Linked DNA regions of Homo sapiens: all the other regions are linked to region 1. A link is a contact called in ENCODE Hi-C or POLR2A ChIA-PET data. All regions are on one chromosome and are shown on one strand. The core of a region is the stretch at or near the end of the contact, and the rest is flanking DNA. Distances in the headings are between cores, read along the strand shown. Region 1 overlaps LOC107984486 (a long non-coding RNA gene). Region 2 has its middle 90 kb from the start of BCL2L14. Region 3 overlaps ETV6 (ETS variant transcription factor 6).

The links. Hi-C counts contacts between places; a loop is a spot of excess contacts on that map. ChIA-PET counts read pairs that join two places held with the same protein, here RNA polymerase II (POLR2A). Pooled maps may share reads with other maps.
Region 2: a loop to region 1 is called in a map with no recorded cell type, with 8 times the contacts of the local background. The contact joins two enhancer-like sites. A Hi-C loop is called at or near these places in 2 of 37 single-sample maps with no recorded cell type and 3 of 50 pooled maps. POLR2A ChIA-PET finds 5 or more read pairs at or near these places in 2 of 52 experiments (WTC11 and activated T-cell).
Region 3: a loop to region 1 is called in a pooled map, with 5 times the contacts of the local background. The contact joins two enhancer-like sites. A Hi-C loop is called at or near these places in 1 of 37 single-sample maps with no recorded cell type and 2 of 50 pooled maps. POLR2A ChIA-PET finds 5 or more read pairs at or near these places in 1 of 52 experiments (GM12878).

Annotation. Positions count from the first base shown.
Region 1 is chr12:12,581,854-12,584,553 of GRCh38, forward strand. The region is part of intron 1 of LOC107984486 (a long non-coding RNA gene); the gene reads right to left. Among named protein-coding and RNA genes, the nearest start is that of DUSP16, 20 kb to the left of the region's middle. RefSeq lists an enhancer at 1,590-1,649. Within about 2 kb of position 1,299, at least 8 of the 41 ENCODE cell types and tissues checked have a DNase peak (open chromatin) inside an H3K27ac peak, as active enhancers do; they include GM12878, where a contact is called at or near this core.
Region 2 is chr12:11,979,911-11,982,610 of GRCh38, forward strand. No RefSeq gene overlaps it. Among named protein-coding and RNA genes, the nearest start is that of BCL2L14, 90 kb to the right of the region's middle. Within about 2 kb of position 1,326, at least 5 of the 41 ENCODE cell types and tissues checked have a DNase peak (open chromatin) inside an H3K27ac peak, as active enhancers do.
Region 3 is chr12:11,729,550-11,732,249 of GRCh38, forward strand. All of the region lies in intron 1 of ETV6 (ETS variant transcription factor 6), which reads left to right. Among named protein-coding and RNA genes, the nearest start is that of ETV6, 81 kb to the left of the region's middle. RefSeq lists enhancers at 867-976, 1,217-1,316. Within about 2 kb of position 1,387, at least 22 of the 41 ENCODE cell types and tissues checked have a DNase peak (open chromatin) inside an H3K27ac peak, as active enhancers do; they include GM12878, where a contact is called at or near this core.

The DNA of each region.
Region 1 (2,700 bases), core at 49-2,548:
TCCCAAAGTGCTGGGATTACAGGCATGAGCCACCACGTCTGGTGAGCATTAAAAATTTTGTTATAAATTTCAGCATTAAAAAATGTGTTAATGGTTGATCCTAATTTTCTAGTGGGTAGGAGGTTAGCTTTAGTACCTGATTGAAAGAAAACAGCTTGAAAAACAGGAGAGGCTAGCACTAAATTGTTTTATGACTTTGGGCAGGAGACTCAAGAGAAGGAAAATAGAGAGCCCAACAGGTATTGAGCATCTATTATTGCCAAGCACTGTGTTTGCATATATTATTTCCCTGAGTTTTTACAACATTTCCTGTGGGTCGCCATTGTTACACTTTAAAGATGAGGAAATCAAGGCTCTGAGATGTTAACAGACTCTCCCACAATCGCACAGCTAAAGGGTAACAGCACTGGGATTAGAGTCCAGTACTGCCTAACTCCAAAGCCCATGCATATGCTTTCCACCACCCTCAGCTGCTCTTGCCTTGTTTCCTCATCTACAAAACAAGGGAGTTCAGTCAGATAATCTCTGATGCCCCTCAAGTTCTACCTGCATGGCCTTTGTGGTTGGGAGGAGAAAGGGGAATCAGGGCAGGGTCTCCGGCACTGTGCTGAGTGGTCTTCTTCTGAGTGGGAAAGCAATGAAACCACGTGTCTTACTGGTGCTGTACTGACTCCCTGTCCTGTGAAAGAAGGCTGCTGCTGCTGGCAACACTGCAAATGACGATGGGACTCCCAGGCCCACAGCCCTCAAAAGGAAGTGAGTCTTCTCATTCTCCTTTGCAGGGCCACTTTTTATAAATTTACATTTCCAAAACCAAATCCATCAACATTTACTGTTGAGAATTTTATTGTGCCCAACACTGAGTTAAATGGTATTGCAAGGCTCTATATACAATAGCAAGGAAGTATAAGATGTGGTCTGTATTCTCAGGAACTTACAACTAGCTGGGAGAACACAACACACAAAGCAATTTTTGAAGGACACTGTATAATGCAGGACTGAATTGTGTAGTCCAGATGATATGTACTACAGGAGTGCAGAGAAATGGGCGTTCAGTGGGGGCTACAGCACCCGTGAGAACTGGAGCAGAGACAACGTTATTCACCTTGCATTCTTGACTAGTCTTTCTTGGCCTTTTCTGTAATTGTGAAACCCTGGTATGACTCTTTGACATAGTTCAAACATTCTCTGCTTTGCAGGCTGCAGTGATGTCCTTCATATCACGTCATCTTAGTGCCACTTCATCTTTATTGGCATGTGTGGGAGGAACAAAACCCCAGTGGTATGCAAACACCGTCATGGGGACTTGCTTCAAGCCATGGGAAGTTTCACGCAAAGCCAGTTTCTCAGTAGGGCAAATGTTGTGTAAAAGTACAAGAAGTTTGAGAAACTAGTTAAAGGCAAAGCCTGTCACAGCAAGAATGAGATTTGAATGGGGACACTTTCCTGTCTGTGTCAGGGATGGTCTGATGGTCTACTCCCAGCCCCTCACCTTCGGAGCCCCTGTGCTTAAGTACTTCGCTGACAACATGGCCCAGAGGCGAAAGGACCTTGTCCAATGCAGCAGGAACTTCTTATTCCCAAACCCTCTGCCCACCCTCATAGGCCAGTCTTTTGATAAGAGGCTGTAGACCTGAAAAATTATTCTAGAATGTTGGATCTAATAGATTTAATAGTCACTATATATTTACTGCATGTTCTGAAACAAGGCTGGATTGAGGACTGTTTTCATTTGAGCTGAAGACACAAAATGAATATACAGGAAACAGCAGCTAAGTGTACCTGACAGATTAATGGCATCAAGTGCTAAGCCAAGGGTAATTGGTTCAGAAAAATGAGACACTGATAAGTACAGAAGTAATGAGGGAAAGTGTCACCAAGCCAACGTTTAGGAGAGACCTTAAAAAATGGAAAGAATCTGGATTGGCAGGAAAGAGAAATTATGACATTCTAGAAATGATATAGTACCTACTATTTCATGTGATGAATTATAAATTATAATAGGAAACCATTATCAAAGGCAAGAAAAGTGAAAGATATATTCATGGAAAACCAAAGCAGTCAGCCTGTCTGGAGGAAGGGTGGCATAAGAATGTACATAGCAAAAATTAATGGGAAGTTAAGATCATCTGAATAAGATGAATTCATCAACATACTTAGGCTGGGCACGGTGGCTCATGCCTATAATCCCAGCACTTTGGGAGGCTGAAGTGGGTGGATCGCTTGAGCCCAAAAATTCAAGACTAGCCTGAGAAACACAGTGAGACCCTTTCTCTACAAAAATACAAAACAATTTAGCGGGGTGTGAAGGTGTGCGCCTATAGTCCCAGGGAGTATAGTACTTGGGAGGCTGAGGTGGAAGGACAGCTTGATCCTGGGAGGTCGAGGCTGCAAGTGAGCTATGATCACTGCACACCAGTGTCGGTGACAGAGTGAGACACTGTCTCACACAAACAAACTTACCAAACATATATCAAGTGCTGATTACACTAGGTCTCTTGCTGCATAATTATAATAGTTTACACCTATTAAAGCTTACAATGTGCCTTGCACTGTGTTAAAGTGCTTTACATATATTATCTCATTTAATTGTCACGACAGACCTATGAGGTATATGTTACCTCATAGGTAATGTATCCATTTTACAGATGAAACTGATGAAACCCAGAGAGGCTAAGGAACTTGCTTCAGGTCACATAG
Region 2 (2,700 bases), core at 76-2,575, 600 kb before region 1:
CAAGACTGACTGTGGTTCAGCGGCTCTAGGCTGAGCAAGGCTACAGTTCGGCTGTGCTTAACGCCAACCTGTCCTTAGCTCCAGCCTATAGGTTGAGCTGTAGGCAAGCGTGTTCATTCTGGGCCTAAGCTGAGTGGATAACAGCTGCCTGGGGAAAGTTCTTCCCATCATGGTCACTGAGATACAAAAAGATCAAGCTTTAATGCGCAAGCTCTTTTCAAGCCTCTGCCATCACATCTAACAAGTATTCTTTTTGGCCAAACCCAAAGTTAAGGGGCAAGAAGGACACTCCTCCCACCATGAGGTCACAGCAAGGGTGTTGATGAATAATTCTCTTTAAGTGCTGTGATGAATTGAGAATAGCAATTCTATTATCCACTGTGATGGTTAAATCTCCACTGGTTAAATCTTGACCAGTTCCTCTTCTGACTACTTCTGATTTTCTCCTTTGGCTTCCCAGACCACATGCACAACCCCTGCAGGTGAGCCAGAATGCCAAGAAGTCAGCATTATAAGGCTAAATAGAGAAAGAACAAGTTTTCTTTTTGGAAAGTTCCTCCCAACCTGCGATGTGTCAAGACATCACCATTAATTGGAAGGGGACACGATTATGCAAAATAACTGAGTATAAAGAACTTAGAGACAAAAGGGGAGTGAGGGGAGGAAGGAGATGTAGCAGTTTGAACTATACGAGGTTTAAATTAATTTCAACCAAAACATAACAAGCAAAGGATGTTCTCCTGATTATCTTATGTTTACTATTATATTTCAAAGGCAATACATGCTTATTGTGTGTGGGGGGAATCAATCTAGTGAGTAGAAAACACAACCATCTAAAACCCCATCACCCCTAATTAGCTGCCATTCAAATCCTTTATACATGGACTACTTTGGGCATTGGAAATCAAGGTGCTGCTACCTAAACAGTGTCGTGAAAATTTTAAGGCTCTGAGAAAATGTTAAGGCCATTTGAACACCAGAAATTCTTGTTCTCATCTCTCAACTACAAATGCCTAGGTGAGTTCTCGCTTACAGATTTTTTTCAAATTTACAGTATATGCAATTTATTTATTTATTTATTTTTGCAAAAATGGGGTCATCTATTACATACCACTTTTCACATTAGAACAATTTTCCTCATCAACAAAGATATGTCTATATCATCATTTTAAATTCTGCCTTATATTTCATTTATAAATTACCATAAATTACTTAACCAACACCCCATTGATGGAAGTTTAGGTTATTTCCAGTTTTTCACAATTACTTTCTGCATGCATAATAACTCACGTCACTTCATATACAAACTGAGGCATTTATTTTCATTTTCAGATCTAAGAAATCTAAGCAGTGCCTTATTGACAATAAATAGAACCACCCTTGTGGTGTTAAAATGTGGGCAGCAAGAAAGGAAATAGTGTGGTTGGGTGGAGATTAGTCATTTTTGAAAGAGCACGTATGTACATTTTGCACGTTGGTGACAATTCACTCAAAATTTTAAAGAACCCAGCTTAAGTTTTGAATCAGCCTGAAGCACTCCGAACTTCAGATGCTCATCTCAGCCTCTTAAGTCTGCCAACCAAGCTGGAGACAAAACAAGATCTGGCTCCCTGGTGGCCGCCTGGGAATCCTGCCCTTGGCGTCATTTCTGGAAGGGCAAAAGAACCCTACGGACTCTTGTATCACTAGGATAGAAATGCCACCCAGCTCCTCAGCCCATCTCCATCACCATGGCAGTGGGGAGGGGCCTAGGCATTATCAGAATGGGTCAGGACTAGCTCAGAGCCAGTGTCAGGCTGGCTGACTGTAAACTAAGCCAGGCTTTCAAGGGAAGGCTTTTGAAGGAAATAAGCCAACAAAACAGCATCAGAAACTGAGGAACCATTCCTTCTCCAACTCTACCCCCCAAGAGATACCAAGGTCACACAGGATACAGCAGTTGTTGAAATTATTACTGCTATGGAACAGAGCTTTTTTGGCACCGGAAGAAGTCATTCTCTTCTGTCAACCCTCTTTTCCTTTCCCTTGGATTTTCAATCCTCCCCATAGAAAATCAAGACCGCCCAGCAAAGAACATGCTTACCCAAAAGACCACAGTGCCATTCAGAAACAAGAAATTCCAACTCTACCATACATATAACCTTCTATCCATCCTCTGACCTTCTGACTTCATAATGTATCTTCCCAAGATAAATAGATGCATGGCATGTTAAAGCCTAGGAGGACCATGGAGATTGTGTCAATATCTTTATCCTTCAGTGAATAGATGGAGGCCTCAGAGAGGATGAGCAACCTGCCCATGGCCCCACAGAATTGGTGGCAGAGCCCAAGACTGTTGGCCCCCAACCACACTGTCCAGACTTCAAAAGCTGATCCTCTTGCCAATGCCCCCACACTAGTAACAGCCTTTTTGCCTGAATGTCTCTCAGTGATGTCATGAAGACAAATTACTGTCTAGCTGTATGGTTCTTTAGTCCTTGCTGTATGTTATTGTACCTGGCAGGCCCTCATGGAAACTAAGCTGGAAAGAAATGAAGGAGCTCAACTTGGTTAAAACCATTGACAGAACACTCATCCCCCATCTTTTGCTCTCTAGACAACCGCAGGTAAATGTGAGGCGTTTGAGAGAGTTAAGCCTTCTGTATCAGTTAAGCTAAAAGAACAGTTTATTTCATACCCCTAAACTTCACAGGAATAGAA
Region 3 (2,700 bases), core at 137-2,636, 850 kb before region 1:
GCCAATTTCCCTGTCCTGTTTGGTATGACTGTTGGCAATTTGATGATTCCTTCCTTAACCTTGAAGCAATCTCAGTTTGACTGACTCATACTATGGGGAAGATAGTGGCCTTTGAACTCTTGACTCAATACAGTCTTGACCTTGGTTAGATACTACCTTGACCTCTGGATAAAACTGTACTGGGCATTACTATTTTATTGATTGTTCTCTCAACAAAACAACCGTATCTTTAAAAAATTTTTTTATCTTACATGTCTGAAGTAGAAGGTCACCTCTTTTGTAGTGAAAAAATAACTATTTTCCCCATGGTGTGCTGAATGCATGGGTTAAAGCAGGTAGACCAGCTGTCCTGGGTTTTATCCCTATGTGTTTTTTGCTGATTCACAAAGGCATTTAATTTCTCTCTACCACGCTTTCTAGGTCTGCAAAATAGAAAGGGGAGTTCATGACCATCTATGCGTTACTGGGGGATTTTTCTGTGCAAGCGAAAATTATTGATGCAACCAGAGGACTTGCTGCCAGCGTCGAGGGGTGCATTTTACTCCCTCTGTAAAGAGGCCAGCAGTAATGATAGAAACACAGTGCATTTGACTCTGACCTTATATTTGACAACTCTTCCTCTACAATCCTTAAAAAACATGCCTCACCATTTAAGAGACCAGCAGCAGGCCTTCAGCAAAGCCCACGGTCTAGGCAGCCTTTGTAGGCCTCTGGGATTGTGGTGAGAAAACCTTATCCCTCTCTTATTTCCTGATAACTTTACATTTTAGAGGTGTCTGGAAAGAAAGGTGGCAGAAAAGCAGCATAACCTGCTTGACAAGTCCTGTACAAACAGAAGTCCAATGAGGCTGCTGCTCTGGGGTTGCCAAGCTCAAGGAAGCCAATTGTAGTGTGCACAAAGGTGCAAGTCACCAAGGCCTCAGAGAGCTCCAAGGAAGCCTGTGCAAAGGCAGGATTTAGAGTTCTAAGGACGGGTTGTCCAGCGCAGCCCAGCAGAGAACCTAGGTCCATAACTGTGGACTCTCCTGTGAGGGAGCCATGTTGCGGGGTGGACATCTGACAGTTGTCCCTGCTCTGTGAACCTGCGACTTCATCCTACAGGTGCAGAGAATGGTTTTGGCAACTCTCTCCACCGCAGAATGTGGGCGGACTTCTGAGCTGGGTTTGATTTTCCTCTTTTGCTTTGGAGTGTACAACAATCAACCCTTTAGAGCAGAAGTAGAGGAATGGAAGACTTTCCCATGGCCCAAGACCCCTCAGTGGGTTGCTGTTTGCTCTTCCCTAGAATATTATAATGTTCAATTTATGCCTCCAGGAGACCAGAGACACACGTTTCCCAAATGTGGGTACAGGTGGCTTTAAGCTGTTTCTGTGAGTAGAGGCCCAGTGACATGTTCCCCAGTGTAACCCCCTCCTTGGTTTCACATCCCCTCTACCCGATTCTAGGCCAAGCCCCTCCAGTGTAGTTGGTGACCCAGAACAGGTGAAAGTGAGGCTGCCTTTTGTAGCACTGCTCTTTGTGAATGGGAAGTGCTGCTGGGGAGAAATGATTTTAAGTGTGAGCTTTGCTGTTAGGGGCAGCCCTCTTTCTCCACTGCAATAAGAAGAGTCATGACTAAGTCTAGAAAGGCAGGTTTTGATCTTTAGGATACTGTGATGTATGAAATAAAGGTATGTCCTTCTTATTCGGTGTTGCATTGTCAGCACCTAACACAGTGTTTAATTAAAGCAAAAATTTTTGTATTGAAAATATAACTAGGTGGAGGAGTAAGTCAGTGCTACTTAAGTGTGAGTATTTGTCTTCCCTGATCAGATGGTTTTCTACGTACTCAAAATTTCATGTAGTAAGAATGCAGGATGCTTATGGAGAAAAGTGAGTGTTGTTTGTTTCTCCTTAATATTTATATATAAAAGCAAGAGCTTATTAAACTTTTAGACGTCTTTGGAGGTTTGAAATTTCCCACTGTTATTCTTAAGAAGAGAAGAGAAAGAATAATTTTTTTTCTTCTGTCTTATTGGCCTTTAAGGAAAAGCGAATTTCAGAAAAACATGGGACGGAACAGGAAGTGTTTACAGGTTTAGTCATACTTGTTAGGTATGAAAAAGCCCCACTGCCTTCTCATATTGTTTCTTTTATGAACTTAACACTTCCTACTTTGAGAATACCTTCCTCCCCAAGGGCTCAAAGCCCTTCATAGTCATTAATTTGCATCTTGCTAATTTTCTTAAAAAATTAAAATGTTAACTACCATTTAGCTGGTATTCTACCAGCTAAAACTTCCAGCTAAATGCATTTTGTCTGTCTGTATGTATTAGCTCAGTTGAAAATGTGATCCTACTGAAGGCAGTAGGGTAACCGGCTTGTCCCAGTTTCCCTGGGATTTCAGTTTTAGTACTGAAAACCCCACATCCCCGGAACCCCTTCAGTCCCAGACAAACCAGCATGGTTGGGTCACCCAAGAAGGCGACCAGTTCAGGTAGCTCTGCATAAAGAGAAGATGTTCCACCCTGCAGTCCTTACCTTAAATCTAGGCAGCTACCTTAAGAATTGACCTAGACAGCAGTGTGTGCATGGCTCAGTGCAAATCTTTAGCATCACCTGGTAGAAGACAACACTGAGCACACAGTCGCAGAACTAGTGCAGTTCGAGGTACGTGGAAATGTCTCTGCAAAGTAATATTTCTGGTTTCTTGTTTTTTT